2 separate regions of the Homo sapiens genome follow, and region 2 is linked to region 1. Evidence: chromatin loops called from intact Hi-C (ENCODE). Cell type or tissue: dorsolateral prefrontal cortex. All regions are shown on one strand. Each heading gives the region's core, and the rest is flanking DNA. Links, peaks and the distances in the headings are about the cores only. Region 1 holds the start of SLC8A3 (solute carrier family 8 member A3). Region 2 overlaps SLC8A3 (solute carrier family 8 member A3).

The links. Peaks named below come from ENCODE experiments on the same cell type or tissue, not always from the same donor. Only the 100,000 strongest peaks of a DNase experiment are listed, where the experiment ranks them.
Region 2: a loop joins it to region 1, with 3 times the contacts of the local background. A loop is called at or near these places in 7 of 110 quality-filtered maps.

Annotation. Positions count from the first base shown.
Region 1 is chr14:70,180,538-70,196,224 of GRCh38, forward strand. SLC8A3 (solute carrier family 8 member A3) reads right to left here and starts at 8,414. Exons shown (of 7, transcript NM_182932.3): 1 at 7,842-8,414. It also overlaps the pseudogene LOC646548. RefSeq lists silencers at 7,849-7,988, 8,059-8,388. In dorsolateral prefrontal cortex, for the core only: no CTCF peak of the experiment used is centred there; DNase peaks (open chromatin) are centred at 6,487, 7,364 and 8,474; H3K4me3 peaks cover 3,474 bases; H3K27ac peaks cover 3,614 bases.
Region 2 is chr14:70,084,241-70,099,927 of GRCh38, forward strand. All of the region lies in intron 2 of SLC8A3 (solute carrier family 8 member A3), which reads right to left. Among named protein-coding and RNA genes, the nearest start is that of SLC8A3, 97 kb to the right of the region's middle. In dorsolateral prefrontal cortex, for the core only: no CTCF peak of the experiment used is centred there; a DNase peak (open chromatin) is centred at 12,813; H3K27ac peaks cover 2,712 bases.

The DNA of each region.
Region 1 (15,687 bases), core at 4,915-12,914:
TTCAGGGGCTAAAAGGCATTGGCTCAAGAGGATTCTTCCTGTCTCACTGGGGAGAGAGTACAGTGGTATGTTTGGGGTAGGTGGAGCATCTAGAAAGCCACTGAGCAGAGTGGTTTTACTAGACTCTCAACAGAATCTACATGGCTCTAAACACATCTTTTCTGGGGGCTCTATGAAAGGCAGAAGTGCAGGAGTTGAGATAGGATGTCTGGAACATTTGGGAGCCTAGAGCACTACTAGTCATTCTGCGAATGCCCTAGAATACTGCAGTGGGAGCTGACTGGTGGCTGCACATTGAGGAGTGCCAACCTGGGGCCCTTGAGGCACTCTAACCAGTTTAGGGCACCTTACTGGCTGGACAGCTGAGTTGACTGGCCAAGTTGATCTCTAGAGACTCAATGTGATAACAGATACACTAGAGGCTTCAAGTTACAGCTGGAAGGTCCTGAAATGAAAGATACAGTCAGCACTAAAAGTATTCTTAGCAGGAGACAATCTGTATGCTATGAAACAAGACTCACAGAATACAGAATTGTCAGGTCAGGGAGGAGCATAAAAGTCAACACATCCAACACAAACTCTTTTGATGGATAAGGAATCCAAGGCCCAGAGAACAGAGGTGAGTCTTACCTGTGGTTGTCAGAAGTGATAAGAATTAGAACATAACCTTTTATCACCAATTCATTGCCTCCTCTATGACACCATTTTCCTGTCCCTGGTTTGAATTTTGACTCCACCACTGTCTTATTTTAGGAAATAGTATAGATCCCCTTTCTTGACCTTGTTTCACCTGCTTCATGGGTGAGGGAGTATATTCATTTATTCACTCCATTTTTTCATTGAACACCTACTGTATTTCAGGCATCATGTGACATAGAGTGGGAGACAGAAAAAGCACTTGCTCCAGGAGGGATGGTAAGCCACACGCAAAAAAAAAAAAAAAAGTGCATTTCAGAAAGTGTAAAGGGCTAATGAAAAACAGATGTCACATTATTAAAATTCACAGGAGGAAGGGACAGCTTCTCCATAAAGCCTTCCCATCAGGCAGAGGCATTTGAATTGAACACTGAAGAACAAGGACAAGTCTTAGGGGAAGGTAAACTGTGAACAAATGCACAAAAGCAGAAAGGGCAAGGAAACTGTAAAAAGTGAGGCTAGATATGGAGTGGGGCACCAGCTCATACAGGGCCTTGAATACAAGGAACTGCAAAAAATGGAATGCCCTTCAAAGTTTTTTGTGCAGAAAAATGATAAGTTTACAAGGGCATTTTAGGAGGTGAATCTTGTAACTGATGAAAATGAATTGAAAGAGGAAAAGGTTGAAGTTGGGAAGATGGCAGAAAGCTGTTTTTTACAGTATAATAATAGTAAGTACTTCGTACAGTCATGGTAAGGATTAAATGGGAAAATCAACGTAAAGCACTTTGCAACAGAGTAGCTGACAGATGGTAAACACACACACATTATTATTATTTTTATACAAGAGGTGATAAAATCTGCACTTGGGTAGTGGTGTTTGGGATGAAGAAGAGGGGCATGGGCTTATAAAATACATCAAGCAATACTTGGGGAACAAGGGAGAGGAGTTCAAATATAAACTTGGAGGTTTCGAGCCAGGGTGACTGGAAGTTTGTTGGTGCCATCAAGAGAAAGTGGGAAGTCAGGAGGAGAAGCTCCTAAGGACAAAGATGATGTCAGGTTAGTAAAAATTCAGGAGGAGTTAACAGGACATCTTGTTGGAGATACTGTGCACACGGCTGGAAACAAGACACCCAGCTTGGAGAGCTAGAGTCACAGACTCTGGGAACTATCCACACTGCAGTAACAGCACAAACCATTCAGGGAGACTGCCAAGGGATAATGGAGAAAGGAAAAATTGGGAGAGAGGAGAGAATCTTGGAGTGGAAGTGGAAGAGGGGCCATGTAGAGGTAGTGAGACCTAGAGAGCTCTGTGTGAAAGAAGCTGAAAGAGGAAAGACTTAAGGAGCTAATGGTCAATATTATCTGGTGCAGGGAGAGAGAGAGAGAAAGAGGGAGGACAGCGGGCAGCTCTTTGGAATAAGTCATTATATTTTGGGGAATGAGCAGTCCTTGTTGGATGAGACTTGGGGAGAAGGTGGAGAAAAGTGGGAAGTGAGTGGATGAGTGATGAGAAAATAGGGACAAATGATTAAAATCTCAAGAGTTTGTTGAAGGCATGATGGGGAAAGAGTATAATGGGGAAAAGGAATTAGAGAAGTGATATTCTTTTTAAGATGGAGTTTGTGGAGGGAGAGGATTCTGTGTTGAAGAAGAAAGACACTTCAGATAAGAGATGGAACTGGGGCAGTTTACCAAAGTAAGGCAAGGGTGAGCTCCTGGGCACTGTGCAGGAAATGAAGGGTTTTGTTTCTGTTCGTTTGTTTTTCACTCTAAGATTAGTGACAGGGAAGGATGAGGAACCCAGTGGAGAAATCAGGGTGCAAAGGAAGAATGCTGACGAAGCTCACACTGTTTGGTTTCATTCTTTTGGACTTCGAGGTCCTCTCCTGTCTAGTTATTTGGAAATTATCACATGGAAGCCATGGCAGGAGCACAGCTTTTGGTCCTACTTCCAGATCTAGTCCCCACATGACCCAGCATTCCTGCACACAACTAGGAAAGCCCTATTTGTCCTTCCAAATATCAAGGCAGTAAATGCTATTTGGTCTGTTCCAAATTACATATAGATGAAACAGAGCTGTTTTCTTCTTATTAGATATGATTCTGTATGCCATATCCAAGTACCCTGGATTCTAGAATTAGCTTTTATTCACTCACCATATTATTTTTAAATACTCACGTACATACACATGTGAGTCTCCTGTCTAGATGTCTTGCTCTATAGTCTCCATGGACCTAAATTCTAACCCTTCCAGGCTCCTTCTTCAGGCCTGTCTCAGCCTTCACGGATCTCTCCATCTCAAATCTTTGAGAGTTTGCTTTGCTCTGCAGTTCAGTTGGCCAGGAAATATGTCTCACACTCTGTGGAGCCCTTTCTCTTTTCCCCTAAGGCATCTGCCCAGTGTTGAGTTTAGAGGGCCCATTCAAAACACAAATGGACAACCAAACATAAACCAATCTCATTAGAGAAAATTAGTTAAACTTTTTCCTAGAAGGGTATCTCTGGTTTGTCTGGAGACCTAATTAGGGAAAAGAGGTCAGGCTGGCAGGACCAGAGGAAAGCAAAAAGAGAAAGCAGATAAGCTATAAGTCTGCCTGTTTTCATGGTCCAGGACACATAGCCCTCCTGTGCAAATAATTCACAATCTTCCTGTACCCAGCTATCACCAGACCATCGGCTGATAGAAAAGTGCAAGTTAACTCACTGCAACCTTGGCATTATCAGTGCTGCACATAGCTTTCTCCAGCACAAGCTCCATCCTATAAAGCCCCCAGCAAGCCTTTGTCTCCTTGCAGTCAGCTCTTTCTTCTCTTGCTGACCTGCCTGTTGCTTCACTGCAATCTATCTTCACATGTTCTCTAATAAATCTGCCTTTTATTTTCTTTTTTACCTACAACTGTCTTGGTAAATTCTTTTTACCTCCCACGCGACATTGGCCCCAAATAGTCGCTACCCATGAGAGTCTGTACATTGAAACAGAAAGAAGAAACCCCCGCCCTCACCTTCATAGACTGCCGGGACCATACACCTGGGTTTCTATACAGCTTCCTCTTTACCTTCCTCTCTCTCCCACTTTCCAGTTTCAGTATACTATCTAAAATGCAAGTCTGACCTTTCAAATCAGTAGTCAACATTTTCCTAACCCCGTGCTGGAAACTCAGTGGAAATTCTTAGCATGGAGTACAAGCCCTTTAAGGTTTGACCCTATGCCTTCTCCACACTCAACTCCCCACTGCATTTTAATCTCTGTCTTCAGTCATTTGAAAGAGCTCTTATCCATGTTAGGTCTTTACATATGAATCCCTTCACTCATAACACTTTCTCCCTCCACTCTCCTCTCCTCTTTACTTCCTCTCCTCTTTTCTTTCACCAAAGCTAACTCCTACCTATCCTCCCTTTCTGGGCTTAGCTGTCCCTACAAGTCCTCATTAAGCCCATAGGAAGAGGTGCTCCTCCTATATGCTTCCATTATCATGGGGTTTACCCTCTACTGGCATAAATCACTTTATACAGTAATTGTCCATTCACTAGCTGGTTATCCTTGCTGGAATGTGTGTTTATGAGGAAAGAGGCCATTCTATTTTATTTGCCTCTGTACTTAGCACATGCCTGTCAGAGTAGGTGGCTGTTGAATATTTATTGCATCAATGGCTAGCTGAATGAATAAATGAATGCTTTTTCTTTTGGAGTTCAATGTTTTTCTGAGCCTCAGCACGTATTTGAACCTCTTAGGCAAAGCAACCAGGCTTAAGTGAAGGGGGTTATTCCTTTCTTTTTTTTCTTTTCTTTTTTTTTTTTTTTTTTGAGATGGAGTCTTGCTCTGTCGCCCAAGCTGGAGTGCAGTGGCTCATTCTCGGCTCACTGCAACCTCTGCCTCCCAGGTTCAAGCGATTCTCCTGCCTCAGCCTCCTGAGTAAGTGGGATTACAGGTGCCTGCCACCATGCCCAGCTAATTTTTGTATTTTTAGTAGAGACGGGATTTCACCATGTTGGCAAGGCTGGTCTCGAACTTCTGACCTCAGGTGATCCGCCTGCCTCGGCCTCCCAAAGTGCTGGGATTACAGGCGTGAGCCACCACGCCCATCCTATTCCTTTCTTTTTATCTAATCTCAATAGTTTGAAAAGAAGTCCAGATGTGTGACACATTTCCCAAATCCTGATCATGGGCAATGACTGAATCATGCAGGCTGGGGAACATGCCTACTATCAGTGCCCATAAGTAATATCAACAACTGTGCCCAGAGAATGCAAGAGGAACCATCCTGCACAGGCAAAGGGCAGGGCCAGGGCAAGAGGACAACCTATCGGCTTTAGGGTCCCATCCCCTGGGGGAGCACAGGGCATGGGAATAGTTTTAACAGGGTCAGTTCAGTAAGCATATTCTCCCTTCTCCGACCAGGAAGCTGTAGGTGGCAGTGTAAAGGAGAGCTCAGAAGAGCAGGAACAGAGAAGGAAAGAATGTAATTGTTCCTCCAATTCCACTCATTCAACCAACATTTACTGGGCACCTATCCCATGCCGGGCACAGTGCTAGGCCTTGGGGACACAGTTTCCTCCCTTTGTGGAGTCTGTTATCTAGAGGTGTGCCTGGCATTACTTAATCACATACATAAATTTAATGGGCGTCTTTAAATTACTTCAAAAATATAAGTTCAGATTATGAGTGTTTATGAGAAAAGGGTCCATTCTATTTTATTTGCATCTGGACTTAGCACATGCCTGACAGAGTAGGTGGCTGTTGAATATTTATTGAATAAATGGCTAACCGAATGAATAAACAAATATTTTTCTTTTGGAGTCCAATGGACTCCACGGCCAAATATGGCTTGGCTGTGTCCCCACCCAAATCTCATCTTGAATTGTAGTTCCTATAATCCCTACGTGTCCTGGGAGGAAGCCAGGGAAGTAATTGAATCATGGGGGCAGTAACCCCCATGCTGCTGTTCTTGTGACAGTGAGTTCTCACAAGATCTGATGGCTTTGTAAGGGGCTTTTCCCCCTTTTTTTCGTCACTTCTTGCTGCCGCCATGTGAAGAAGGACATGTTTGCTTCCCCTTCCACCATGATTGTAAACTTCCTAAGGCCTCCCCAGCCCTGTGGAACTGTGACTCTATTAAACCTCTTTCCTTTATAAATTACCCAGTCTTGGGTATGTCTTTATTACCAGTGTGAGAACGGACTAATACAGGTGTATAATAAGCAGGGATGTGGCCTAGTCAGGGAGAATATGAAAGGCTTCCTTGAGGAAGTAACTAGTGAGCTGAGAGCTGAAGCTTGAGTAGGAGTACTTTAGGAGTATGTTGGAAGAAGAATAAAGCATTCCAAGCGGAGGAAACTGCATGAATGGCCTTCCCTTCTCCATCAAGTTAAAGAAAGAACCACTTCAACCAAGTTCAGTTCTATAGGCCTTATCTGCTTCCTCTCAACCCAGTATCTACATTTCATTTAAAGAAAAAGGAGGCTACAAAGTGGACTTGTGTGTGGGGACTGCTGCTGGGCATTGTAGATTGCAATGAGGGGCTGGGTTGATCAGTCCACATCTAGTTACCCTAAGCTTTGACCATCAGCCATCCTCCTTTGGAGACCTGCAATGCATGAAGGGGCAGGTTCCTCTCAAACTTGGATCCAGCCAGTGACGCCAGCAAAAAGAAGCCCCAGCCCGAAGCCAAGAGCCCATAAAGGGTGAACTGATCCCCCTATTTCAGGAAGAGCATGGCGCAGCAGCTATATTTGAAAATCGAGGTAAACAAGAGCTCAGCTCAAGTGGATGGGGCACGACAGCTGTGGAAGATTAATCACACGCCGCTGCAAGTCACCGGGTCGCCAGGGGCCGAGGAGGCTTCCCTTTTGGTGCCCCACCGGAAGGCCGGATGTGTTCCTATCACGTACCCACATTCCACCCCCGCTCAACTCCCTCCTCCCCCCACCCCCTTCGGGTGTTTCTTGACCACCCAGGAGCTTGGCTGCGCCTGCTGCAGTCTGCGTTTCTGATAAATTGAAACCAGTTTTAATTCTTCTGCCCGGGAGACCTAACCGCCGAATGCGTTCGGAGGTATGTTTTTTAATCGCCAGGAAAGGGGGAGAGAGAGAGAAAGAGAGAGAGAGAGAGAGAGGAAAGGAGGAGAGAAGAGAAGAGAAGCGGGGGGCGGGGGGAGAGAGAGAGAGAGAGAGAAGGAAGCTGCGATGAGCGGGTAAATTTATGGTACTGCATTAAAGGCATTTCTTCTATTTAACCCCACCCCGCCACCACCACCACTACCACACCGTTAAAAATAAAATACAATGAATTAAGACGAAGAACTGCTTTTTTCCCCGGAGCAAATTGCTTTCATCATCTTTCCCAGTGGCTCGGGTCCTCTGGGCAGGTCAGCCAGGGCCTGTAGGAGCAGCAGCGCTAGCCTCTGAATCAGGGCTTTGACTGTGTGTGTGTGTGTGTGTGTGTGTGTGTGTGTGTGTGTGTCCGCGCGCGCGTGTGTGTTGGGGGATCGGGGGAGGGTTAGTTATATATTTCGATTCTCTCCACCGAGTCCCGGATCACGCAGACCACCAGGGGCTGGAGAGTGCAGCACTGGAGAAACCCTCCTTCTCCCTCGCCCCCTTGGCCCCAGCGGTGGGTGCTCTGGGGCTGCAGCTCCCGACCCGCGGCGGTGGAGTCCCGAGATTGGGGTGAGCGCGTGCGTGCGTATGTGCACGCGGGCGCGCGCCGAGTGGATAACGCGCTTCCCTGCTAGCCCCCAAACCCGGCGGACACTCACAGCACCAGAAGCACAACACGCCCTGGCCCAGGTGGCACACATATGCCGACATGCATCCAGCACACACAACACAGCAGTCAGTCTCCCCAAACAGCACCCGCTACCAACCCAGCATGCTCACGATCCAACTGTACCCACCTGCCCAGGCATCTCTCTCTGCCCCTCCCCACCCGGCGGCACCCTCCTGTAGACACCCACTCTGCCAGATCTGCCCCCCCAACACTGCATACACAATGTACACTTTCCGGGGCACCCTCACCCCACTTCTCCTGGCACTAAATCCACAGGAAGGCGGTTCATATGAATGATCTTGAGAAATAACTTAACCCCGTTACTCACAATCAGGGATCCTCTTAGGGGCATCCCAAGCCCCCCAACCTCTACCTCCCATGTCTCGGCTGCCCGCTAAGGGGGAAGGGCAGGAGGCTCACCCCATTACTCACCGTTTCCTCTCGGCCTCCCGAGCGGAGTGGGCAAGGGAGGGGGGTGAGGAAGGTACGCGATGCCCCCGCCGCCCGGCGCCTCACCGGTCGCAGCGGCTCATCGCCCCCGCGGGCTGCCCGCCGGCCGCAGCCGCGTCCGGGGCATGTCAGTCCGCCGCCGCCGCCCTCCCGCCGGGGTTCGTGGGCTCGCAGCTGTCAGGGAGCTGCGGGGCAGCGCATCTGGAGCGCGGGGTCTGGGAGGGAGGGTGTCTGGGGCCAGGGCGAGGGGCCCCGGGAGGGGTCCTTCCGCACGGATTTCAGAAAGAGGGAAACCCCGACCCAGAGCGGTGACTGGAATCTACGCCCGGGAGAGGCCCGGAGTCCCGGCCGCGGGCGGCGGGGGATTCCTGCAGGAAGGGGCAGGAAGGCAAGCAGCCCGGCGCGCCCTGGCGGCTCCGAGGGACCTGGGCTCGGGCTTGCGGTCGCGTCGCCTGGGCTTTCCCTGGGCTGGGAGCGCGCCGGGTCTCCGCCTTGCACGCTGTCACCGCGGGAGACGTCTCGGCCTCGCCGCGCGCAGAGGGGACGCGCGGAGAGGCTGGTTTCTGGGCGAGCGGAGAGCTTTGCCCATTAAGCTGCCGGAAGAAGCCAAATCAAAAAGCCAATCTCCAAGCCTCCAAACGGAACGTCACCCTATCAGCTGGGAGACAGCGCCGCACTGACTGACAAGCCGCGCATATTTATCCTCGCGCGCGGAGGGGAGACTCTCAGAACGCTCCTCGACCAGCAGCGAGGAAGTCGAGCCCGCATCCCGCATCCCGCATCCCGCATCCAGAGCCCCCGAGGGACGAATTCAGATCCAACCCCTGCCCCGCGGCCACCCACCCTAGTCGTTGGAGCCTGGCGCCCGCGCCTCCCGGCCGGCAGCACGTCAAAACGGCGGCGCGTCCTGACCTGGATTCCGCCGAGTTGGGAGCTCCAGGCAGCAGGCGGGCGCGCGGCACCGGCTTTCCCCTTGTCCTCAGGAGACGCTGCCTGCAATTCCGAAATTAAGTCTCCACCAAACACATCTGTGGTTTTTAAATATAGCAGGGAACTATTACCCAGGCAGGGTCCACCCAGGCCTAGGGGAGGAGTTGAGGGGGATGGAGATTGGCAGCGGAGGGAAAAGAAAACTCCTTTTTTCCCCCTCTTTTTTTCTTCTCTTCTTGGTGCAGAACCCAGCCTGTCATTTTCTCAACCCAAGTCAAACAACAGTTTGTGAGAGACGCTTGGGTGAGCTCTGGTATGTTGGCTTTTCGGGTTTCTAAAGCTAAAAATAAGAGGGGGCTGCCTCCCAAATTGCTGCTTACTCTGGGCCTGGAGGCTGGAAGAGAGCTGGTCCTTTGATGCAGCAGCGGGACTAGGGCTTGGGGCTTGGCTCAGGCGAAGTGTACACACGTAGCCTTAAATCAGATGCCTGTAATTTCTGCTATATTTGTCAGGCTTGGTCCTAGAGGCATGCGGGGTGGGCAAGCCACTCCTAAGAATGGGGTTTCAAGCCCTCAGCTTATCGGTGGCATTAGGCAGATCTAAAATGAGCCTGGTGGCTGGCCTTCTGTAGCGACACCAGTGCAGAAAAGTCAGAATGTAAGGGCAGGAAGTTGTTCTCTTTCAGGCCTCTCTGCTGCCTGAGGCTAAGTGTGAGGGGCCAACAAATGATAATAATACTTACCAAATAGCAGCACCTTTTAAGGGCCAGGAGTGGTGCTAGTGAATTTGATTGTATTACCTCATGCCATCCTACTAAAACTCTGTGAGCTAGGTACAATTACCAACTCCATTTTTTTGTTGAGGAAATTGAGCCTTAGGTTAAATAACCATCCCAAGGCCACGTGCAGCAGAGCCAAGGATTGAAATAAAATGCAACCAACCGGAGTTGTGCTGAGACGTCAACAGTGTGTGTGACTCCTGAGATCCCTGGCTCCTTTGCCCGGCTGCTCTGGAGCAAGGCTTGGTTCAAACAGATTAAGGGGGTGTAGAGACTAGGGAATCTCTAAGCCTGAGATGGCAGGAGGTCTTTGCTGGTCCTTTGACTCAGTGTTCCGTTAGCAAGCTGTGTGGTGGTTTCTGGCCTGAGTCCGGAGTCAGAATCCTGGATGTGCTCAGTAGGAGCAGTAGGAGTGCTTTCAGACCCCTGAACCTTTATGGGTCTTGAATTTCATTTAAAGTTAGGGCTGGGACTGACTTTGAAAGGTTTCAATAGCTTCTAAAGTTGTGGGATCTCAGGATATGTCAGTTACTGGGACTTACCTTGTGTCTGCTCCCGTGGAGAGTCACAATGCTGAGTCTACACATTGAGAGTCTACAGTAGAGACAAAGAGATGGCTAATGGGCACCTAAATTGATAGAGTTTTTAGGTAGGGCAATTTTGAAAGATACATCAAATTCCTTAAAAACGTGAATGCCTGTGACCCAGTAATTTTACTGGAAGAAATTTATTCTATGGCAATCATTAAGGATATGCTCAAATATTTAGTTACAAGGATATTCATGGTAGTGTTTTTAAGAGTGAAAAATTGGAAACATCTTAATTTTCCAACACAACAAATTGGTGAAGTAAACATGTTTTGTTGACATAATGCTGTATTCTACCACTGTAAAAATACAGATGCAGCATTCTGTGTACTGGTGTGGAAAGGTTTTTATAATATATCGTAGACAGAGAGAAAAAAAACCCCAGAACACAGTGTAACACAGCATGTGCGGGGGTGGCGGGGTGGGGATGAATGCCCTGGCAGCATAAAAACCCCAAAATGGTAGTGGTTATCTCTTGGTGGTGGGATTTCTGGTGATTTTGTTTCTCTTTGTATCAATCAACTTTATTGAGGTGTAATTTACATACAACAACTCACCTTTTTTCTGATCTATGCTTTATGAAGGCATCAAAAGCAAGGTCTAGTGCACAGGCTAAATGACTATCTCAGTAGTGAGGAACATGAATCTGCAAAACTATCCCAGTAGTGAGGAACATGAATAATATTTCAAGATACCTGCAAAAACTAACTGATGATATTAAAATATCTGACATTTCTAATGGAGATAAAGTTACAGGTATCCAAACATCACTACTACTACTAAAAACTCACCTGTTTTAAGTGTATAGTTTGAAGAGTTTTTATACAAGTACATACATGTAGAGCAACAACCTCAGTCAAGACATAGAACATTTTCATCTCCCCCAGAAGTCCTCTCAGGCCCCTTTATACTCATCCGCTCTTCCCACAGGCAACTATTGATCTGCTTTCTGTCACTGTGGCTTAGTTTTGCTTGTGCCAGAATTTTATTTGTTTGCTTGTTAATATCTATTGATATATTTTCAGTGAACATTACCTATTCACTAAAACTGAACCAGCAACAACAACAGAATTGGTCATGTCATTTTTTTAGAACTACCAAACAAAACAGACAGGAACCTTGTCTTCCTCTTGTCACCTGTGACAGGGCAATGCTGCGGGGAGGAAGGCAAGAGGTGCCAAAGCATGTTCAACCAACGCTGTCGGCAGAGCTGACTTGCGTAGGTTCCTCTGAGTTCTAGGTAGACTGAAATAGCAAAGCCCAGCTCTGCATTCTGAGCCTCAGTGTCCTCACCAGTAAAATGGGAATAATAATAATTATTATTATTAATAATAATAATAATTATTATTATTATTATTAATTATTATTATTAATAATAATAATACCCACCTCGTGAGGTTGTTGTGAAGCTTCAGTGAGATTACAGTTTCTGGTACAGACCAATCCCCAAATATATATCAATTCTCCTTCTCCCCTACTTTTGTTCTCCCCCAACCCTGCTTCTCTCCCATCTTAAGTTCTACAGCCAACCTTCACGTGGCCTATGAAGTCTCAGACTGCTTTCAACTCTGGACATTCTCACTTCTTTTTTTCTCCCCACTACATGCATACAGGGTTGGAAAACATTAAATGTAATGACACCGTACTTGCATTTCTGCCATTGTTACTTATATCTAGCTGTACTGGAACCCAAGGAGATGTTCACAAGGAAGATGGAAAGTAAGCTGTGTAACATCAGCATTGGGAGCAAGAGCCACAAACCTCATTTTCAAGTTGGGAAGAAACTCAGGACCCGAGAAGCTACAGGATTCAGCCCAGTCACAGAGCTTGGTAAGAACTAGACAGACTCTTTTATGGACTGAATTGTGTGTCCCAAAACTTGTGTGTTGAAGCCCTAGCCCTTAGTACCCAGAATGTGCCTGGGTTTTGAGACAGGGTCTTTAAAAAGGTAATAAAATTAAAACAGTGCCGTCAGTGTGGGCCCTAATCCACTATGACTGCTATCCTTATAAGAAGAGGAGATTAGGACACAGACAGACAGAGGGACAACCTTGTGAGGACACAGCGAGAAGGCAAGCCAAGGAGAGAGAAATCAAATGTGCTGACACCTTGATGTGGGAGTTCTAGGCTCCAGAACTATGAGAAAATAATTTCTGTTAGTTAAGCCACTCAGTCTTTGGTATTTTGTCATAGTAGCCCTAATTCTGTGAGTCCTTGTCATAGAATACCCTTTCTCTAGAGGCTGAGCAGCAAGTAATAGGGCAGATGGGATGAATAGTGGGAAGGGACCACATGGCTTCTTGGTGGGGCCCCAGTATTTGCCATTATGCTGCAGAACTCCACAAGTCAGTGCCTCTCCAAAAGCGGGGCCTCAGGCACTTCATAAGCAGACGACCTGCCAGTCCTGGCCACCAGTGGCACTGCATCCCACACAAGCCACAGTGTCTCTTCTCACAAGCAACCTAGGTGCCAGCATTCCACAGCCCTTGGACTATACAATCTGATAGCAGTTGAGAAACAACAGCAGTCAAGTGGAAGCTAAAAGTAAGTTCTGGAACAGCTCTGTAGGGAGGATGGAAGTTTAGTAAACCCTGTCTGATAATAGGGTATTTATTTAGTGAGACATAATTCTTCCCTATGCGTTATATTATTTTTAATCTCATTATAACTTGTATTTCAAAAATTTGTCAATTATTTATTTTTCCTTTTATAAAGTTTATTGCAGTAGGATATACATACAGAAATGTGCACAAGTCATGACTATAGCTCAAAGAATTTTCACAATGTGAATATATTTTATTTAATCATCATCCAGAACAATAAATATTACCAGTACCCCAGCAGCTCCCCTCGTGCCTCTCCCAGCGATGCTTCTTCCTCTTCTCCAGAGGGAACGGCTCTCCTGACTTCTAAAACCACACATTAATCTTATGTGACTTTGAACTCTACGTAAATGGAAGCAGATGGAAAGTACTGTTTTGGGGGTTCTTTGCTCAGCATAATTTTGGTGATGTTCATTCATATTGTTGTGTGTAGCAGCAATTTGTGATTTTTCATTTATGTATAGTTTCCTTTGAATGAATATGCAACTCAACTTTTTATTCTGCTCTTGATATCTAAATTGTTTCTGGTTTTTTATTTTTTGAATAATGCTGCTGTGAACATTTGCCTACACTCTCCCTCTCCAAGATTGTTTGATCACATTCTTCTCAGCACTTAGTATTGTCAGACTACTTAAAATTAGTCATTCTGGTGGGTATAAATTTGACTTTAATTTGTGGCTTTAATTTGCACTTTTAAAAAATTTTACTTTAAATTCTGGGATACATGTGCAGAACATGCAGGTTTGTTACATAGGTATACATTGCCCTGGTAGTTTGCTGCACCCATCAACCCATCATCTAAGTTTTAAGCCCCGCATGCATTAGGTATTTGTCCTAAATGCTCTCCCTCCCCTGGCCTCCCAAATACTGACAGGCCCCCATGTGTGATGTCCCCCTCCCTATGCCTTCTCATTGTTCAACTCCCACTTACAAGTGAGAACATGTGGTGTTTGGTTTTCTGTTCTTGTATTAGTTTGCTGAGAATAATGGCTTCCAGCTTCATCCATGTCCCTGCAAAGTATATGAACTCATTCTTTTTATGACTGCGTAGTATTCCATTGTGTATATGTGCCACATTTTTCTTTACCTAGTTTATCATTGGTGGGCATTGGGCTGGTTCCAAGTGTTTGCTACTGCAAATAGTGCCACAATAAACATATGTGTGCATGTGTCTGTATAGTAGAGTGATTTATAATCCTTTGGGTATGTACTCAGTAGTGGGATTGGTGGGTCAAATGGTATTTTGTTCTAGATCCTTGAGGAATCGCCACACTCTCTTCCACAGTGGTTGAACTAATTTACACTCCTACCAACAATGTAAAAGCGTACCTATTTCTCCATATCCTTGCAAGCATCTGATATTTCCAGACTTTTTAATGATCACCATTCTAACTGGTGTGAGATGGTATCTCATTTTGGTTTTGATTTGCATTTCTCTAATGACCAGTGATGATGAGCTTTTTTTCATGTTTTTTGGCCACATAAACGTCTTCTTTTGAGAAGTATCTGTTCATATCCTTCACCCACTTTTGATGGGGTTGTTTGCTTTTTTCTTGTAAATTTGTTTAAGTTCCTTGTAGTTTCTGGATGTTAGCCCTTTGTCAGATGGATAGATTGCAAAAAATTTCTCCCATTCTGTAGGTTGCCTGTTCACTCTAATGATAGTTTCTTTTGCCGTGCAGAAGCTCTTTAGTTTAATTAGATCCCGTTTGTCAATTTTAGCTTTTGTTGCCATTGCTTTTAGTGTTTTAGTCATGAAGTCTTTGCCCACACCTATGTCCTGAATGGTATTGCCTAGGTTTTCTTCTAGGGTTTTTATGGTTTTGGGTTTGACATTTAAGTCTTTAATCCCTCTTGAGTTAATTTTTGTATAAGGTGTAAGTAAGGGGTCTAGTTTCAGTTTTCTGCAGATGGCTAGCCAGTTTTCCCAGCACCATCTATTAAATGAGGAATTGTTTCCCCATTGCTTGTTTTTGTCAGGTTTGTCGAAGATCAGATGGTTGTAGTTGTGTGGTGTTATTTCTGAGGCCTCTGTTCTGTTCCATTGGTTTATATATCTGTTTTGGTATCAGTACCATGCTGTTTTGATTACTGTAGCCTTGTAGTATACTTTGAAGTGAGGTAGTGTGATGCCTCCAGCTTTGTTCTTTTTGCTTAGAATTGTCTTGGCTATATGGACTCTTTTTTGGTTCCATATGAAATTTAAAGTAGTTTTTTCTAGTTCTGTGAAGAAAGTGAATGGTAGCTTAATGGGAATAGCATTGAGACCGTAAATTACTTTGGGCAGTATGGCCATTTTCATGATATTGATTATTCCTGTCCATGAGCATGGAATGTTTTTCCATTTGTTTGTGTCCTCTCTTCTTTCCTTGAGCAGTGGCTTGTAGTTCTCCTTGAAGAGGTCCTTCACATCCCTTATAAGTTGTATTCCTAGGTATTTTATTTTCTTTGTAGCAATTGCGATTGGGAGTTCACTCATTATTTGGCTCTCTGCTTGTCTATTGTTGGTGTATAGGAATGCTTGTGATTTTCACACACTGATTTTGTATCCTGAGACTTTGCTAAAGTTGCTTATCAGCTTAAGGAGTTTCAGACTGAGATGATAAGGTTTTCTAAGTATACAGTCATGTCATCTGCAAACAGTCAATTTGACTTCTTCTCTTCCTACTTGAATATCCTTTATTTCTTTCTCTTGCCTGATTGCCTTGGCCAGAAATTCCAGTACTGTGTTGAATAGGAGTGGTGAGAGAGGGCATCCTTATCTTGTGCCGGTTTTCAAAGGGAATGCTTCTAGCTTTTGCCCATTCAGTATGATATTGGCTATGGGTTTGTCATTAATAGCTCTTATTATTTTGAGATATGTTCCATCAATACCTAGTTTATTGAGAGTTTTTAGCATAAAGGGATGTTGAATTTTATCAAAGGCCTTT
Region 2 (15,687 bases), core at 5,181-13,180, 96 kb before region 1:
ATGGAGGTGGTATCTCACATGCTTAGGCATCTTCTCTATTTCACCAACTTTCCTATTTGCTTTCCTAAAAGCGGCTATAATGTTGCTTCTTTAGCACACCCTCCATTAAGAGTAGTTTCAGTGTCTGCTGTTGTCAACCTTCTGGGGCTTGAGGATAGAAATCCTGTGAGCGGGTGGTTATCTTATCTTTTCACCCTGCTGGTCATTATTCAGCCAAGCTGAACACATTTTTTTCTTTTCATGTTTTTCCTCACACTCTGTTTAGTCAAGTTTCTAAAGTAGCAAACTTGTCATTGAAGTGACCAGACAGAACACTTAGCATTTTTCTCACATGCACACATTTTCAAAGTACTTTTCCATCTCTCTCCAATGCTCAATGTCTAGAGGGAATGTGGTGTTTTGGAGCATGACATTAAGAGAAGGGAAAATTGAATGTTTTCTGGAATTGCTATATGCCTAATGGAGACTTGGAAAATATCCATTGAGAAAGAGGAGAAACGGAGTTGGAGTGAGAAATTAAGAAACTGTCTCAGCTCAGAAAACTGGATTTCAGGGTCTGAAGAGCTCTAGGTCTCCAGATTCCTAGAATTCTGTTTCCCAAATGGTACTTGTTTGACATTGGACATGGGAGGTGTCAAGAATGTGATGGAAGAATGAGTAATAACGTTTATAAGGTGGATGATGGAAGGGAAGACATGGTTAGACAAACTGTGTAGTAGGGGAAGGATGGAAAAAGGCTTTACTGGACCTCAGAAATTAAATTCCATTTACAAATGTCTATTGAGTTTCCATGGGCAAAGTATGTGATAGGCATTAGGGGGTAAAGAAGTTAAAAAGACGAGTAAGACATTGTTCTTTATCTTAAGAGCTTCACATGACATGGACAAACATTGAGAAATAGTGACCCAGAATCCATCAAGGCCAAATTCATAACCTATAGATTCTCTATCTGTGGAAATTTCTTCTGAGCACTGGTGTTGGGAAGGGGAATAGATTAGCACCCCATTTTTCATGCACAACAAAACAAAACACACCAACACACAAAATTATATAGGAATAGTAATAATTATTATTATTTACTACTAAAAAAACACATACAATCAGATTATGATTTCTTTCCTTCTATGCATTCTCCTTGGACTGTACTGGTATTGCCATGAAGGTGAAATATTGACCTGATTTCTCCTGGATAGCAATGTTTGCAGTTCAATCTGGTAACTACTTAATGTGATGCCCCAAGGCCCTTCTCTTACCTTTAACCCGACCCACCTCCCCGCCTGCAATGACCCACATTGACTGAATCCCTACAACATGCCCAGTCCCATTTGGCACCTGGTAAATGTCAGGTATCATAATACGATGCCAACACTATGCAGAGATGAATAAAACAGTTTCAAGATTTCGCAGTCCAATGGGGAAAGCAGACATGTAAGCAGATATTTATACTGTAGTCTCTGATTTATGAAACTGGGAAGAGCCTCAAAGACTTCAAAGTTCCAATATGTCCTATGCCACATGTTGTTTAATAAAATAACAGCTAATACTTACATGTCATTTAATATGCTCCAGGCACTACTATGTGTGCTTTATATGTATTAACTCATCAAATCTCCACAACACACCAGAGTAGGAACTATTATTACTCCTCTCTCAAAAATGATAAAAACTGAGGCACAAGAAGGTTAAGTCACAGCTAATAAATGATAGAGACAGAAAGTGAACTGAGGAGGTCTAGCTCCATAGTGCATGTCCTTAACCACTATACTATACTGCCTTTCAAATGAGATAATAAAAATTGCTTTTCAATGAAATGGAGGGAATTGTGGCCTCTCTCATCACCTCCGAGTCTCTCTCTGGCTTCTTTATAGCCAGCATTTATTGAGTGTTCTTTATGTGCCACATACTATGCTAAATGCTTTCAACACATCTCATTTAAGTCTCCTTCAACTTGATGAGACAGGTACTAGCATTATCTTCATTTTACAGAGGAGGGAATTGAGAATAAGAGAGATTCAGTAAAATCCAAAGTTGCACAGAGAAGCGAGATGAAACCGGGATTCCAGCCTAGCTTAGTTGGACTCCAAGCCCAAAGCCTTCCTTTGTTTAAAAAACAATTTTTTTAATTTAATTTCTTTCTTTTCTTTTTTCTTTTTCTTTTTTCTTTTTTTTTTTTTTTTTTGAGATGGAGTCTCACTCTGTTGCCCAGGCTGGAGTGCAATGGCACGATCTTGGCTCACTGCAACCTCCGCCTCCCAGGTTCAAGTGATTCTCCGGCCTCAGCCTCCCGAGTAGCTGGGATTACAGGAGCCCGCCACCACACTCGGCTATTTTTTAATACTTTTTGGTAGAGACGGAGTTTCGCCATGTTGGCCAGGCTGGTCTCGAACTCCTGATCTCAAGTGGTCTGCCCCCCTCAGCCTCCCAAAGTGCTGAGCCACTGCACTTGGCCAATTTCTTTCTTTTTTTTTCTAAGACAATGTTGTAGCACCAAAGCCTTCATTTGACCTGATATCTTCTTCCTCTGTAATGGGCTATTTTTGCTGGAATCTCAAGAACAATAGGACAAGTATCTCCAGTTCCCTCTGCCTAAGACCAGACATGCCAAGCCTTCTGCTCTGGGAATGTGTTTGCATCCACCTCTTTCTGAGATGAATCAGATTCCATAAACCACCCTCTACTACCCAGAGTCAATGCTGAGTTACGTGTGCTGGAGGGAAACCGATGGGGCTGTCAGTAGAGGAGCCCCGTGAAGTTCCAAAGGCCCTGATCGACTGGAGGCAGGCTGCTGCTGATGTCAGCTTCTATAGGTACCACTATCCAAAGCCTTATGATTTTCCAAGAAAAGAAATATTCTCAAGAATCTCTAGCCATCTAACATAGTTTTAAAATTGCTACAATTGCCCAAAGGGAAAAATAATTCAGAATCTTTCTTATCTCCAGATGTCCTTGTCAAAGTCCAGGCTAGCATATCTTTAGGATAACCATCATAAAAATGAGAAAAGGAAAAGCATTTAATGTGAAGAAGAAGAACAGGAAGACACAGACAGATGGCGCTCTGGAGGAGCACAGCCCTCCTAAGGAAGCTCTTAGGCTGCTGTGCAACTTCCATTTATCTTCTCAAACTTCCTGGAACATTGGCCGCTGATGTACCTTATCTATCTATTGATGGCCCAGAAGTCATATAAACACTGTCTATCAATGGCTACCGGGACTTGTGTCCAGCAGGTTCAGACACTTGCCATTTGATCTCATTTATCTGCACTTTTTTTTCCTTAATGCTCTGCCATAAAAAAGAGTTAAAAGCTATAATCTCCCCCTTTTTCATGTCTTAAGCAGTTACTCTCCAACAAATATTCAAACTCATTTTCTGAATGTACAGAAAAATCATTTGAGCTGCCATTTACAATTTTAGCTCTTAGGTAAATCAAACAAATTGGAAGCAATTGCTGTAAGAGCTGTACAGGCAAACAAATTCAGCTCCATCTCTCATATGTTTCTGCTTCATGGAATTTAAGCTCCATGCACCATCCGTCATTTCTATTTTATAAAAGACGTGCATGGACCAGAACTTTGCAGCCCATGTTAAACAGGAAATTAACTAACAAGTTCTCTAAATATTCATGGTGCATCTACATATGCAAGGAAATGTGCTACAAATTGACAAGGCATAAATTGGATTCTCTGTCCACCAAGAGATTGAAATATATGTGTACAATAGGTAATATTTCATAATTATAGAACAGGTGCTACAGGAAGTGTGTAATCAATGGAGAGAGTATTCACTTGGTAGGTATTAAAGGTTCTTGAAAGGGCTGGGATGGAGCAGGTCATTGAGAATACAAAAGATTCAGGTAAGTGAGGGGCAGAGATTAGGAAAAGAAGATTATGAATACTGAGGCACTGAAACAAGAAAATATGAAGTGCATTTAGCAGACAGTGGGTAGGCCCATGTGGCCAGAGCAGAAAGGTTGTGGGGGCAAGTAATGAGATATACATCTGTTTGGTGTTGCTCTGAGAACTAACAAAGCCCCTTATCTAAATAGGAGTCCCTTGAGAATAGAATTCATCTAGGTAGGTTTTCTGGGGAAGCCAGTGCCCACCAGTCTCCTGTGGATACTGCTCTTTCTTTCCTAAGGATTGCTTTAGAAGCAAATCCCTGAGAGCTGTGTCAGCTAGGATAACTCTCTCTGCTACTCTCAGGTAACGGCTCCTTCCCCATCAGGCTATCAATGCTTCTCCTGCTGCTTCTGACACCTGAGTCACTGGACTCAACATTGAAGACCTGGCTCATAGGTTTCCTGCCAGCATCCTGCGTGGCTTTAGTGGCCCAAGATAACTTATTATAAATCCTTGGCCCTCAGTTCCTTGACCTTTTCCCTTTTAATAGCCTCAACCTTTACTTTACCCATCCACTCTCAAGTCTACACCCTGAGCATTATCATCACCTAGAACTACTCCTCATCAGAGAAATCAAATTCAAACATTCCATAGCTGAACTTCTTATTTTCTTTACCAAAGCTTCTTCTCCTCCTTTAATCCCTATGTCAGTGGATGGTACCACTATGCATTCTTGCCTGCATTCTGGCTTCCTCTCCAGACTACCCCCATTTCCAATCAGGAACCAGATCCTGTTCTTTTTACCTACTTCTACCTCATGAACACATTTTCTTTTTTTCATTCCCTGCTAAAACTCTCATATATTGGCCACCATCACCTCTGGCCTGGATTCTAGTAACAGTCTCCTAACTTATATTCCTGACCTGATTTGTACCCACTCAACTTCACTCACCCAACACAGCTGAAGTTATCTGTTCAAGTGGCAAACCTCAGTATGCTCTTCCTTCCCTCCAAATTTTGAATGGTAACTCCTCTGTCCTCCAAACTTCTTAGCATGCTGAAAGAGGCCTTTTTCTAGAATGTTGTTACTTGTTCTCTTCCTTGCCCAGTTCCACACATCCTCCCCATCTCAGACACCATCTTCTCTGAGATGCTTTTCCCAACTTCCTTAGACTGATTTGGGGAGCCTCCCACAGCTGGTGTTTGCCTTTGGGATGGCACTTAACATACTAAATACTCAATTGAAATTACTTGTTTATAAGACCACCTCCAGCATGAAGAACAGTTTCCAAACCATAACAGGAGCTCATAAATGCTTATGAAATGAATGAAAAGAGATGCAAGTGAGAAACATTTTGAATATAAGAAGGGGAAGTAAGACAAAGTAAAAGATAAATTTAAGGTTTGCTACTGGGTGAAAGAGGTGGGGATTGTGGAGCAATGGGCAGAGGAAGAACTTCCAGAAGAGAAGAAGCAGGTTTTGAAAATGACACTTTCAAGTTGGGCATGCTGACTTGGAGAATGACTAGATATGAGGGAACAGAGCCAGGAAACACAGATTTGGGACTTAGACACAAAGAAGGTATCTTTGAATCCATCTGTGTAGATGATGTGTTTAATACATATTGTGTGGCTTCATTACACCGTCGAGCCATTGTGACTTCCGTTTGCTGTTTTCATGCAATATGATGCTTGTTTTTTAATTGGCTTCTACCAATTTTCCCCCAAAAGATAATTTCTTTGATCAACACATTGGCTGACTATTGATTCATACATTTCTATTTATTTATAGAGAGAGGAGCAGAGGACCAAGATTTGTATACGCAGGAAATTTTACCAATTATCCAGGTAATTCAGGTATAAATTAGAGAGTTTTTTTCTTAATTTTTGAAATAATTATTTTCATTGTTTCTGATTTTGAAGATCTGCGGGGATGTTTTTCTCCTGTAACTACCCTTTCTGTCTTTTTTTTTAACATATTTTGCTAACTGCAGCCATTAATTACCTCATCACACAATCAAGCCATTGTGACTTTTGTTTGCTGTTTTTATGCAGCCTGATGCTTGTTTTTCAATTGCCTTCTACTGTTTTCCCCGAAAGATAATTTCTTTGATCAACACATTGGCTGACCATTGATTTATGCATGTTTTACCAGAAATATTCTTGCTTGATCTCCCTCCTACCTCCTCTAAGTTGATTTCCCATTAAGGAATACTGTGTTCTGAATTTTATTCTCTTCCCTTCCAAGTGAATAATTATCAGTACTTAAACTATCACGTCATATGCGCATGTCCTCCTGCCTACTAATTAATTTCAGAAGCTCAGTGCCCGTTCACAGATAAAAGAACGGTGCATTGGTACTTCACAGGGGTCACATTTTACCCCTAGAACCCCAAATCAGTCCACATTTTCCTAATCGTGGTATACAGGTTTGATTTAGTAAAGTCACAATTATCTTTCAGAGTTGAAATATAAACATAAAGGCGCTTCATGAATCTAATCATATTCCTTCCTGCCACAGGAAGAACCTTCAGTCTTTTGGAAAAACTTGTATATATATAGTGGTTCTTATTCCAAATAAGTTAAATATAGTGAATTCCTGATTCATATAGAAGTATTACAATATTTCCTTGATGAATTTGTATAGCTGGAAGCAGATCTGCCATGAAATGTGAAACCGCATCCCACTTGTGTGAGCTGCCCTGGTCAAATGTGTAAATCTCTAAGTGTAGCAAAATCTCCCTTTGCTCTAGGAAGTAGTTCTTAGCTTTTTGGGGGATCACAAACTGCTTCGATAATTCAGGTGCTTCTTACCAGAAAAATGCACATACTCACACACAATATTTTGTATATAATTTCAGGGGGTTCAAAGATCTTTGAAAACCTAGCCATCAATCCTCTAAAGGTCCATGGAGTGCCAGTTGACAACCCCTGGACTAAGAGCTAAAGATCAATTATTGATGGATGAGGGATTTCATAAACCTCAGAATGTGAGGAAAACAGCTGCAACGATAATGTGCACTGCTGGGCAGCAGCTACAACTCGCAGCAGGAGATGCACGGCTTGTATATAGTCAAGCCCAGCATGGCACTGAGTGGGCTGCCATCTTCCTTTCTGCAGGACATCACGTTTTCTACTCATTTTATTATGGGATTTAATTTTATGGCAGCAGAGCTCTGATTTTATAATGGAAACCAACACAAAATAGCTCCTTTTTTAATAACAAAAATTTGTCTTACAATCATTTCAGCTAAAACAAACTCGGCTTTTAGCAGGAGGGAGAATGGGAAAGGAGGAAGCTCCTGTGTTAAAAGAGCTGCTCTCTTTGCCTCTTCTCCCTTCCTTCCTACAAACCCTGGCTCTTCACTTTCTTTAATATCGTATACCCCCTTGACTCCTACTCTCTTTTATTAGGTCTCATTTCATTTTCTTGAAGCTGGTACTTGAATATCCTATATCAGTTTCAATCTTTCAATGTCTACTATTGATCTCATTTCATATTGCTTTGCAGATATCTGGTGTCGGAGCCACGCACCCCTCCCTTGAATCCTAACAGGGAAGCTTGGTGCTTTTGATCATTTGAATCACCATCTTTTACGTTCTATTTTAACTTGAGGCAACATAATCTCCCTCTTTCAATACTTACTTCAAACTTAGCTGATCTTTGATTTTTCGAAGTCATGTTTAGAAGTGTGACCTGCAGGATATGCCAGCCTGATAACTACAATTACAAACTGGATTATTTTGCTCATCTCACCATCATCCTCACAATTGCATTTATTACTATTTTAAATGTACATGAAAGCTCATTAGTTACTGAGACAATTTGAGATTTTCTCTCCCTTCCCCCAAATCCTCTAAAACACCATTGTGTTATGGATATGTGGTTCTCAAGCCAACATTTCTCACCACGTTACTTCCTATGCAACCCTCACAGACTGTAAACTTTGTTTTTCTTTGATTCTATTCTAAAGAAATCCTTGTAGGGTTCTTGAGATCCTAACTCCACATGATTTTCAAAGGACTTTGATTTTTCTATCCTTAACATCAGGGCTTTATCACCTTCCTTCGTGTCCCTTGGCCTCCAACACTACTGAGCTACTTGCCCTTCCCAGATCCTCATATTCTTCTGCATTTTTGCTTATGTGATTGTTTCTGTCTCGGGTGCACTTCCTCCCTTGTATACCTCATGACCCCCAGTCATTCTTTGAGGGTGTGCTCAAGTGTCCCTCAGCTCTCCTGGAATGCTTTCCTGATGCCCCTCCTCACTTCAATCCAGACCCACATGGATCCCCACCCTGCCCCTGTCATGCCTCTCAGGGCTCTTGTGTTGCAGAGCTGGCAGCTCTGCTTTGTAGCTGTTGATTACTTGTCCATGTCCATACCTCCCTCTAGACAGAAAGCTCCTTAAGGTCTGGGTATTATCACCTAGAGTGTCAACCTCCTTCCCACACCCCTGGTTTGGGGTATATTCATGCCTCTAATCCTAACCACATTGTTCACATGGGAGTGGCTATCTTTTTACATAGCCTATCTCTCCCACAGAATGAATGGCCTAAATGTTCTCTGACAGTCCATTTCCAACATTTAAACTGAAGATGTGGGTCTGAGTGCTGCTGGTAGTAATGTCTCCAGCCCAGTGGAGGGAACCAGTTTGAGAGAAAAAAGATGGCCTAAAAGAAAAAAGAAAGAATTCTGGAGACATTTGCATTCCTGGTTTTCATCATCCCTGGAACTTTCTTTCTCATGCTTTGCTTATGCAAGCCAAAAAAATCCCAATTTCTCCAAAGTGAATTCAAGCTGGGTGTCTGCCCTTTGCAACCAAAGAATCCTCTAAAATAATATGGACCATCTTATTCATGTCTCTACCTCCAGTAGCTGACTCAGATTTTGGCATTTAATATGGGCTTCAGAAACATTGGCATTGTTAGTTCAAAGCCTGAAATTGTATTTGTTGTAATGTGGAATCAGGAATTGAGGTGGGAGCAAGCACATGTCATAATGTGACAGATGGACAAGGCTTATACCTTAGAGCTGTATAGTGAAGTATTAACTCCACACATTCTGAGCATCTCTTTGGGTCTGAGTTTATTCTGGTGGTATTTGGCCTACCATGCTGCAGAAGTGTTGGCTATTTCTTATCTAACCAAGAATGATTAGCTCTCCTAGGGTATAGCCCTGAAAGACAAAATGAGAGAGACCATAGCATGCATACTCATTAGATGACTTGGTTGTCCAGTTGTCTTTGTGTTTGCGTGGTGCACAGGGTATTTGGTGTGGGAGACAGAACAGCTGAGATGGACACTGTTTACCAGCTGTGTGGTCCTGGGAAAGCAGCTTCACTTCTCTGGGCCCTCTTTTCCCTATTTGCCAAGTGGAGAGAGTAACACCTGTCTCACATACCTCACAGGACTATTGAGGGGATGAGACAACACATACGGCAACACTTTGTTGTTGTCAAATCCTTTCTCAGAGAATCATGTCAGGCCCTCTTCTAAACACAGAGGCCACTTCAGGGCTGATGGGCCGGCTTTGATAAACACATGACATAAGGCAGGGTCACTGCTTCAAGAACTGGCCTCATGCACCTTTGTCAAGGAGCTGGGGTGAGCCTTCCCAATTCTGATGTCTGCTTTCTGTCTTTTCTGTCCTCTTGACTCAATTGTCAAACAAAGCTTCTTGACACTTCCCATTCTGCCACTGCTCAGAGAGCCTCTCTGCTCAGTATTTGGTCATGAAAATGGAGCCTGTGTCCCCTGCCTACCTGCCCCATTTGGGTGGAACACACCCTCTGGTACCTGCCCTAGCTCATGAGTTGGGCTGAACCTCAATGAACCTGACAGGCTGTTCCCTCCCAGGCTCCCACTAGTTTGTGCAGTGTCCAGGATGTTTCCATTGAACACAGGTGGCTCTGCATAAGACCCAATGTTGACTGCTAGCCGGACATGTGGGCCAGCATGGAAAAGTGGCCAGGGGAGCCCCATCTAGTTCTGACTCTGTTTCCTTCCTTGCTGACCTTTGCATAAGTAGCTTCCAGCAGCTTCCTAGTCTGCTAGACTGGAAAGGACATCTCTGACAGCCAGTCCATGGCCTCCCCACCAATGGGAGGCAGTGGTAGAAAGATGGAGGCTTTGGAGATGGGTTCAAATCCCAGCGCTGCAGCCACCTACCTGTGGGAACTAGCACATAGAACACAACATTGCTGAGTCAGACTCAGACTGTGAAATGTGGATAATAAAGCTTGCATAACATTGCAACAATGGCTGATGGTTGGGTAGCTGCCTGGTATAGAACAGGTGCTCCATAAATATCAGTTTCCTTTCCCATCCTTCAATTATAAAACCAACAGTTCCCATCATTACGACGTCTTACATTTCTGGAAGAAACTTGCATGCACAATCTGATTCCACAAATGAAAATATTTCAAAAAGAAATCTTGGGGGAAGAAATACATTTCCTTTTCTCCCCAACCTGCTGAGACCCAAATTCTGGGTTCTGCATTCTCTCAGCAACAAGACAGAACACAGCATGAGCTATACTCCTTCCCAGCATGGGGACATTGAGGGAGGAGTGGGGTTCAGTTTGTCAGCCTGCTCAGGATGAAGACAGAATGTCCCCCCTGCTGTTGATGGGGAGGAGGTGCCTCCAGAGCTCTGAGCTGGGTATGGCTCAGCAGAGCCCTCAAGGCTGAGGATGTGTGTCAGCAGCAAAAATAATTCCCATCTGCCAGGGCTGCTTATGTTTTCAAAGCACTTTCTCTTCTTTTATCTGTTTTTCCTCATACAGTATCCATGTGAGTTGAGTATTATCGTTCCCATCTGACAGATGAGGAAATGAAGCAGACAGCAGCAGTATTGCAAAGTGGCTAAAGCACAGGCCCTTAGGAATCAGACACAGAGCTGTGTCCACATCCTGGCTCAGGTGCATAACCTTGAACTAGCTGCTTACCCTCTGAGCCTCCATTTGCTTATCTAAAGTGTGGATCTGCAAGCGCTCACCTCATAGAGACGTTGTGAGGTTTACAAGGGCTTGTCACGTGGTAGAAAGAACACAGGTTTTGGAGATGAGTATTCAAATCCAGGTGTTCTAAGTATTGGCTCTACAAGGGTGCCATTGACAGATCAGCAAAGAGCTTTCTTTCATAACTTCACTTTGGTTGCTTCTGTCCTGGGGCTGTTGGCCTGAGACTATCCTAAGAGGGCCCTAGGACCCCCTGGCCAGCCAGTGCTCTGAGTGGGCTCTGGGACAAAGTAGAGAAACCACATTTCCTGTAGAAATCAGACGCCACATCCAGTGACCTAGCATTGACACAAAGGCCAGAGACCTGGACCCCAGCCAGGTTCCTTCTGTGCCTCAGTTTCTCCATCTGTGAAAAGCACACAACTTACTTATGCTTTGAGCTGTTGAATTGTCACTTGGACCACAACAGCGGCTTCCTTCCCGGCCTCCTTGCTGCCCATAGACCTGGCAGTTGCATCTTTACTCCATTTCGCTGCCCTTTGGCTGAATCCTTGACCCAAGCTTTCTCCCTGGAATGTGGAGTTTTAAGGATACTATGGCTGCCTGAAACAACGATATGTAAACTTGGGAGGGTGGATCCTGATTTTTCTATGTGTGTGATGCAACAATGAAAAATCATCTGAAGAGAGAGGGAAATGAGACAGAGGTGCAGAGAGAAGCAAGTAAGAAACCGTTTGGTTCCAGGGGAAAAGACAGGAAGGTACTGGCAACTTCCCAGTTCCTGTTTTCAGCACCTGTTAAGGCCTGTTTGCCCTTCTGTGAGTTCTACACATACCCATATATCTTCTTTTTTTTTTTCGTTGAGGTGGAATCTCGCTCTGTCACCCAGGCTGGAGTGCAGTGGCGCAATCTCTGCTCACTGCAACCTCCACCTCCCGGGTTCAAGCAAGTATCCTGCCTCAGCCTCCCAAGTAGCTGGGACTACAGGTGTGTGCCACCACGCCCAGCTAATTTTTGTATTTTTAGTAAAGATGGGGTTTCACCATGTTGGTCAGGCTGGTCTTGAACTCCTGACCTCAGGTGATCCACCTGCTTTGGGCTCCCAAAATGTTCGGATTACAGGTGTGAGCCACTGTGCCTGGCCCCCATATATCTTATATATTCAACTTTATAGATATATAAAAGGTGCCTTTACTGGGTTCCTGCTTCTTATAACCAAAAGAGAGTGACAAGCATCCACTTCCTACCCTGTGTTTGGATGGGCTACATTGTCACTGGTTGTTCCTAGTCATGTCCAATTGTCACAGCACCCAGGTAAGTTCTTGGGCTGAAGAGGGTGTCACTGAACACAAATCGTTGACAATGAACAAGATGAATGTAACTCCAGGACAGGTGGCCCCTGCTTTACTGTGCAAGAAGATTTCAGCTGATCTATCTCAACATTTTCCCTGGATGTTTTCAAGTAGGAGGCAATATAGATTGGTGATTAAGAGCACAGGTCCCAGAATCAGACTGCCCAGTTTCACATCACAGCTCCACCCACTTACTAGTTATGTGACCTTGAGCAAATTCCTCTATCACTCCACACCTCAGTTTACTCATGTATCAAATGGGGGTATTTACAGTACTCAGCTCACAGGGATATTGTAAAGAATAATAAACAAATCCTCAATTCATGTCCCTCTTCATTCTCAAGTCCTAAACACAACAGAGAATGCATTTAGAGGAGAGGCTGTGGCAGGTGGGGCTTGCAGTGGATTCTGGTTTCATCTTTTCCACTTTGGTCTTTTGCGGGATGAGGAGGGAAGCTGTAAACTTCAGAGAAAACTGAGGCCTTGAAGAGGGGCAGGTCAACAAAGAGATAAACAAAGATAAACAAAGAGATAAACAGAGTCTTGTGAGTAAAAAGGGGACCAACTTGCCAAGCCAAGTGAGGCCCTCGTAGCCATCCTTCTGTGAGGTAACTGCATAGAAATGTGGGAAATTAAACGTCCTGAGGAAGGAGCTGCAGGACTGTGGGCTGGCCGCTAGAGAGGCTCCTGCTGCCTGACAGTGTGAAGGCAGGACACAGTTCTGCAAGAAATGTTGTGGGGGACCATGGGCTCAAGGGAGATGCAGCAATCAATACAAACTAACTGGGAATATGGGAAGAAGGGCAATGCAACAGAGTCAGAATGAAATTTGTGAAAATCTTGATCGTAAAGATTTTTATGAATTTAGATACCACCCTCAGAAAAGCATTTTCCTTTAAAAAAAAAAAAAAAACACCTCTTTGAAGATGAATGAAATCCCAGCAGCACATCTGCAGACTGCTTTCAGCTCAACAATACAAAGTTACTATAAATGGTTCTGTGTACAGAATGTCATTTAAAATGTGTGACAGGCCAACAACACGTTACTAATCTAGGACTGCAGATTCTCAAATCCGGTTGTCTGGGTACAAAACCTGGCTCCACTATTAATTAGCTGGAGGACCTCAAATGAGTTTCCCAACCTCTCTGTGCCTCAGTTTCCTTGTTTGTACAATGGAGACTGTTTAAGTGTCTAGTCCATAGAATTAGGGAAAATGAGTTAACACATATAGAATGCTTAAAACACCATGTGGCATAGTAAAAGTTCAATAAACATTAGCTGTGACAGCTGCATGTGGTTTTTTTTTAATCTCTTTGTCTTGTAATACAAGAACACAACAACATGCACACACACTCCAACAATCCAATGCAAACAACCACTCCAGCCTAAAGAGCTCTTTAAAGTACAGGGGCAGGTGAGGGCATAGTCTGGCTGAAAAGCACAAGCAAGAGTTCTCAGAACCTCAGAAGCCAAGGGTGCACTTGGCATCAGATTCCAGCACCAATTACATGGTAGGTGTGCTTTCTCTGACCCCCTAGATCCCGTCTTTGAACATAAACCTCCAATGTGTTAGTGTTGTCCTCTCTTTCCTGCTATTGCTCTGTCTTCTTCTCTGCCACTATCCTGGCTGCCCCATCAGGTCTGTGGGAGGGGAAATCTGTAAGCAGCAACATCAATCACACTCCCTAGCATAAGTGTCACCCTGGCTGGGCCAACTAAGCTCATGGAAAGGGAGATCAGAGGTTCCCCTGACATGTGACCAGGACAGGTATTATGGCAAGTGTCCATGGGCTTCCAGTGGGAAGAGCTAACCAGAGAACACCAGCCTCATGCTCCCAAAAGAGGTGCTCCATCCTTCTTCCAATTCCATAAAACTCTTTTCTTTAGAGGTTTTCCTTCTTTTTCTCACTTTTTTTTAAAAAAAACCCTCTGCCTATACAGTCACCTCCCCCTTTCCCCAATCTCTATCTCATTACGCAACTGCATGGGCTAAAAATACTTCTGGCAGCCGTGATCAAACCCAAACTGAGCAAGATGCAGATTTAATGAGGCTTCCATGGAAACAAGATTCCTTTTGCCAGGCAGAAGAAAGTGTCTGCGAGGGAAAGGAAGAGGGCAGGGAAGCAGGTGGAGAAGAGACTGAGGTGTTGGTTAGATGGGGGCAGCGGGAAGTTGGAGGAAGCCTCTTGGCCCAGCAGCGCTTTCTGGAAGGGGTCCAGCCCACTGCTGGGGACTGCACCCACTGGGGACAGTCAGCTGTCCTGGTCAGCAGCATCTTAAAAGCCACACCGTGTGAGCTCATCAAAGGAAACCACAGCTTCTGCCAGGCTAAAGACAAATATTTACCACTAGAGTCCCTTAAACAGTCAAACACTTAGCAGCTGAGAAATAATTAAATGAAAACACAAAAATGAAAAGGTGCCGACTCTGGAGTTCCTGGTAGTGCTTTGATTATATCCAAGAAAGTGCAGAAGAGAAAGGTTGAGAAAAGCCAGACAGATGTGATGATTTCTATCCTGCAGGTTTTCTACTCCTTTGAGGAGGCATTTCCTTGCAGCCCACGGTTCTCCGGGCTGCTAGAGGTGTGAGGTTCCTGAAAGAATCTCAGAGGGAAAGCAGAACTCTTTAACAAATGCCAGGTGGTTCAATGATCCCCAGTTTCATCTCACCAGAGCAGGGATAGCACCTGATGTAATCCTGCTGCCTCTTCCAGGCCCTTACCATTTTCTTGCTATTTTCCATTGCAATTGCACTAATTTTTCACATCCCGAGAAGGAGGGTACATACTGGTTAAAAAGCGGGGTCAGCAAACTATGATTCACAGACTAAATCCAGGTCTGATTTAGCCCATGAGCTGTTCTTGTAAGGTTTGTAAATTTTAAATGTTTTTTACATTCCAGAAGATTGTGACAGAAAGAAGAATACGTTACAGAGACCCTATGTTGCCCACAAAGATTAAGATACCTACTGTCTTCCCTTTACAGAAGTAGTTTGCTAACCTCTGGTTAAAAGCAAAGACTGTGGAATCAGATAGATTTAGTTGCAAATCGCAGCTCCTTCATGGACTAGCATAATGACTGTAAAGAATTTACTTTATCTCATTGAGTCTCAGTTTTCCCAATTGTAAAGTTGGGCTAAGAGTGCCTGTCTCATAGAGAATGAAGCTAACAGCTTAGCACAGTGTTGACCACGTAAATGGTCTACAAATGTAGTTAGTACTACCATCAGGAAGGATGGAAAAGTAAGCTTGAAGCATGGCAGGAAAATGACCTAGATTTGTTTTTCAAGGATACACTGCCTGCAAATATTCTGCCTCTTGGTTTGCACTAAGCATCAGATATGCATCCTTACGATTGATTCAGGAATTATATTCAGAATTCCCAGAGTTCTAAGGCTACAATGCTTCCCATGGGTGCAGGGATCCTGGGCCACAAGTCGTTTAAAAAGCATCTGATAATAAACTCCTAAAGCCAGAATCTGCTGCTCACCTAAATCACTACCTTACAGCATTGTGCTCTAAGTCTGGTCCATTATGCA